Regions from separate parts of the Homo sapiens genome. Here region 2 is linked to region 1. The links are chromatin loops, found by intact Hi-C in ENCODE. Cell type or tissue: sigmoid colon. All regions are shown on one strand. Region 1 overlaps ANKS1B (ankyrin repeat and sterile alpha motif domain containing 1B). Region 2 holds the start of ANKS1B (ankyrin repeat and sterile alpha motif domain containing 1B).

What was found. Hi-C counts contacts between places; a loop is a spot of excess contacts. Peaks named below come from ENCODE experiments on the same cell type or tissue, not always from the same donor. Only the 100,000 strongest peaks of a DNase experiment are listed, where the experiment ranks them.
Region 2: a loop joins it to region 1, with 6 times the contacts of the local background. A loop is called at or near these places in 8 of 110 quality-filtered maps.

The regions. Positions count from the first base shown.
Region 1 is chr12:99,909,888-99,912,387 of GRCh38, forward strand. All of the region lies in intron 1 of ANKS1B (ankyrin repeat and sterile alpha motif domain containing 1B), which reads right to left. Among named protein-coding and RNA genes, the nearest start is that of ANKS1B, 74 kb to the right of the region's middle. In sigmoid colon, no CTCF peak of the experiment used is centred here; a DNase peak (open chromatin) is centred at 1,424; H3K4me3 peaks cover 1,602 bases.
Region 2 is chr12:99,983,495-99,985,994 of GRCh38, forward strand. ANKS1B (ankyrin repeat and sterile alpha motif domain containing 1B) reads right to left here and starts at 1,442. Exons shown (of 27, transcript NM_001352186.2): 1 at 610-1,442. The coding sequence starts at 743. RefSeq lists an enhancer at 472-1,302 and a silencer at 1,415-1,464. In sigmoid colon, no CTCF peak of the experiment used is centred here; DNase peaks (open chromatin) are centred at 1,177 and 1,507; H3K4me3 peaks cover 2,462 bases.

The DNA of each region.
Region 1 (2,500 bases):
TATTTCTCCTGGAAGATGATTTAGACTACAACTACAACTATAATCACTTAGAAAAGTGTAGAATTCCTCTGTCCACCTAGAATAGAGCTGAATTTGTTCATATTCCATTCCAAACACAGCATTCTAGGAAACTATGAAGTATTCTGCAAGCTGTAAAAAGATCCATATAATAGAATATTATTTGCCATTAAAAAGGAATAAAGGGCCAGACGTGGTGGCTCACGCCTGTAATCCCAGCACTTTGGGAGGCTGAGGTCAGGAGTTCAAGAACAGCCTGGCCAACATGGGGAAACCCCTTCTCTACTAAAAATACAAAAATTAGCTGGGCATGGTGCCCCGTGCCTGTAATCCCAGCTACTTGGGAAGCTGAGGCAGGAGAACTGCTTGAACCAGGGAGGCGGAGGTCGCAGTGAGCCGAGATCGCACCACTGCATTCCAGCCTGGGCTACAGGGCAAGACTCCATCTCAAAAAAAAAAAAAAAAAAAAAAAGAGGAATAAAGTACAGATACATGCAATAACATGGGTGAATTCTGAAAACATGCTAAGTGAAAGAAGACAGTCATATAGGCCACACATTGTATGATTCCACTTATATGAATTGTACAGAATAGGCAAATCTATTGAAACAGAAAGTAGATTAGTAATTGTCTACACTGGGGAGATGGGAGGAATGGGAAGTGACTGCTAATAAGTACAGTGGCTTCTTTTTAGAGCGATGAACATATTCTAAAATTAGACTGTGGTAGTGGTTTCACAACTCTGTTAATATATTAAAAACCATCCAATTAAAAACTTTAAATAGGTGAACATTATGAGAATTATATCTCAATAAAGCTGTTTAAAAACATGTATCTAACGCAACAGTCTATGTGTACACACCCATAATATATGCATATATATACATACTCATTTACAGAGAGTTCTGAATTATCAGCCTGCAGTTTATCCACTGAAATTTTAAAATTCAAAATTTCTTACTTCCTTGATTGTATGAGAATGGTAATAATAACAATAATGACAGCAATAATAATATCAAGTACTCATTTAGTTCATACTATGTGCCAGCTATTGTGCTAAAAATACGTAATCTTATTAAAACCTTACAAAGTCACCAAATAATAGAGTCTGTTACTAACCATTTTAACATATTATTTTTTATAATCCTCACAACAAGAACTACAGTTTTTCTCAATTTATGAGAAAACTGAGATTTAGGGTGGTGAAATAAATCATTCTCGGTTTTACAGCTAGTAGTTGGCAGAGCAATGATTTAAACTCCGGTCACTGCACTCTGCTGCCACTTGAGCTATCCCTCTGTAAGGGCAATTGAGTCTCAGTGAGCTAAAAGAATCTTACATTACTTTTGCAGACAGGCATCTAACAGAGTAGGAAAAATCCCAGAACCAAAAGCTGAAACCCAGACCGCAGTCTGAGTCATGATACAAACTAACCAGGCCAGCCAAATTCCAATCCTCTCATCTACAAACATGGAAATTGGAATAGAAATTTTTCAAGGTCCTATCAGCTTAAAAGTCCATTTGTCCAAGAAAAACTTACTTAAAAATCTGAGTCTTCAGTCCAAAATAAACTTGCCAGAAGAAATGCTTTCTTTATTTTCTGCCCTATGAGTTTACGACTATTATTAGGTTGTAAAAATATTAAGTATAACTGGAAACTGAAAGCATAATTAACATTTACTTATAAAGTTCGATATCACCCATTAGCAATATAACACATAATGATTTATTAACTTTTTACTATAAAAACTTTTAAACATATTCAAAAGTAGACAGAATAGTATTAAAAAACCCAACGTACTCATCATACACCTTTAAAAATCGTCAACTCATGGTCAAATTTGTTCCATCTATATACCCTCCCACTTTGAAGAAAATCCATGGCATCATAACATTTCTGTAAATATTTCAGTATCCATGTGTAAAAGATAAGGGTTCCCTTCTTAAAAGTATAATCATGATACCATCATGACACCTAAAAATATTAACAATAATATCTTAATATGACAAACTTGGAAAATACATTTAGATATATAAATGGCAATAAATAATACAGATTTAAGTACCACTTTCACTGATATTAAAAGATAAACCTAGGCACATTAAAATTTTAAAGAGTTTATTTGAGCATTCAGTGATTCATGAATTAGGCAGCACCAGACTGCAAGTGATTTGGGCTCCACCAAAGGCGTGCAAGGGAAAACTTTTATAAGGTGTCTGTGGAAGCAGGACAGAGAAAATGTTTGATTTATTAAAGTGGAGAGTCCCTACTTAGAGGTAATTGGCAGTGTCTGGTAAAGACTCTAGATAGAGATTCACTGGTGCTTTCTGATTTGTTAAACTTAAGTTTCATTTCACTGTTTTACAGTGTGTTTACTGTTTACAGTGAGTTTGGTTTCAGTTTGCTTACATAGGAACCCAAAGCACTACCTAATGGTTTCCCAATCAATTTTTTTTTTTTTTTGAGACAGAGTCTCACTCT
Region 2 (2,500 bases), 74 kb after region 1:
TTTCACTCAGCTATGTCCAGGTAACTGAAAGTATTGCTGGGGCTGCCTAACCTGCCCCATCAAGTTTTATACACACCCTGTGCTGAAGACATCTCACCAGAAAGAAGGTTCACTCACTTCATTTTGTGGGATCATAACCCACGGCACAGCAAACGCCTTCTGCAAGAGAAGGTAGGAGCCACCGAAGGCTGTGGCTTTTGCAGGGTAATTGCATGCACGCAAGAGATTCTCTGCCAATTTCATTTAACTAGACAAAAAAGGCTGCGTTCAAAGCTGCAAATATGTAATAAATGTTGATGGAAAGCGGGCGGAACGTCGATTTTCTTCAAGCAACACTAGTACATGTACAAGTTCTGCACCAGGGCTCAGAGGAAAAGTAGCTTACTGACGCATTGATGGAAGGCTATTTTAAAATTACTCAAAGAATCTAAGGCATCAATCTGACTGGGAGGCTCATACCTCCTCTCCATACACGCAGTCTGTTTTCCTACCTAATTTAAGAATGAATCGCTGGCAGCCACCAGGTGCAATAACCGTGAGGAGGAGGACGTATATCCATCACAATGCATAATGAGGTGTGCCAACCCCGGAGCTGGTGCCCGTCCTTACCTTAGCAGATTAGACAGGGGCAGGGGTCCGGATCCACCGCCCAGGATCCCTCCTTTCCTGCCAGACAGGAGTTTCTCCACCAGAGCCACATTTCCAGTGCGAGCAGCTTCCAGCAGCTCCTGGTCCTTCCCCATAGTCTCTCACCGACTCCCCCACAGAGTCCTTGCCCCCCTCGGGTCCTCCTCCCCACCCACCCCCACTCCCCAAAATCCAGGGCCCTCTTCGCCCCACCCTAAAATAATGCAAGAGCTTCAGCACGGAGAGCTCCCTGCAGCCCCAGGCAGGGAGCACGACTCTCTCCTCCTCTTCGGGGCGCAGCTTTTACAATGGGGATCAGACCATGTCTTGAAAGAGGGGCTGGCCGAGCTGGGAGCCGCGACGCGCCCCCACAGCCACTCCCCTGAATTCCCAAGGCCTCGTTCCCGCGGGTGCGGCGTGAGGGGGTGGGGACTCGGGGGTGCTTTTGAGGAGCGGGAGGAGGGTGGTGAGGACTGAGGTCGGAGGAGGAGGAGGAGGCGGCAGAGAGAGTCCTAGCTGGAGCGGGAGCGCAGGGAACACCCGCGGTGGCAGCAGCGGCCCGCGCGCCCTCGCGCCCGACCCGGGCTCGCCTCGGCTTCCTCGGCGGTTACGCGGGGGCGGCGTCCGCGGCGGGGAGGAGCGCGGCGGCGGCGGCGGCGGCTCGTGCGCTGTGGCCCGCGCCGAGGCAGGGCGGTGGGGGGCAGCCGCAGCGGGCGCGTGCCGAGGGCGGCGGCGGCGGCGAGGCCTGGCGCGCGGGGGGCGTGTGCGCGCGGGCAGGTGCGGCCCCTGGTGCGGCCCGAGTTGGGTGGCGGGCTGGCGGGGAGGGGCCGGGCCGGCTGAGGCGGGGCTTCGGCCCTGAGATTCTCTTCGTTCTCGTGGGCGGGGACCCTCCCTCCTCCACTCTCCTTGGAAGAGCGTTAACCGTGTGAGGACTGGAGTTCCCCGGGCCGCGTCGGCTCCTCCTCGGCCCGGCGGGCCCCGGCAACACGCCTCGGGTCTGTCACGACGCCTGAGGAAAATCCTCCGTGACAGGAATGGGGAGGCTGGTGACACTGGGGAGGGGCCCTTTGGCCACCGCTTCCATCAGAGTCTAGGCAACTTGACCGGCATTTCACCCTTCCGCTTTACCTCCCCAAGAGAGCCTGAGATCTGCCCTTGGTTAGAAAGAAGAGGCTCGTTTCGTCCTAGTTTCTGTGGCACTGGCCACCGAGCAGTTTGCGACTGTTTCAGTTTTTCTGGAGTCTTTAATCAGCCCATATTTTAGTTGGGCTTTGGAGATCTGCTGACTTGTAAGAATACCAGGAAAAAGGCTCTCATTGAAAATTTATCCACATCTACACTCGAAAAATATAAATGGGCATGGATTAGAGATCCACTTTAATTTGCATATATCATCAGCAATTCATTGTGCATGGTTGGCATGACTTGTTAGATGCTCTCCTTGGCCGTGGTGGAGAACGCGCGTTTATTTTCTATTAAAACTTCCTGTTACACCTTGTGCTTTGCATTGTCCTTGGAATAGACTTCATAAATGTTCACTTGTTGATAATTGATTGGTAAGAAGAGGACTTAATAGGCACTGTGCTTACAACAACCCAGTGAACTGGATATTATTATATCCATTTTAGAAATGAGGAAATAGGGCTCAAATGGTTAATTAAATTTCTCAAGATGCCACATGGAGTAAGTGGCTGACTCAGAACTAGACCCCAGAACAGACTCACTCCAGACACCATGTGCTTCCCAATATACGTTCCTGCCCCCCATGGAAAAGCGAAATGGACAGACAATAATTATTGCATGCATTTGATGAGTAGTTGCTACATACCAGACACTATGCTAAGTGCTTTCCATGTTCTCATTAAGCCTTGCA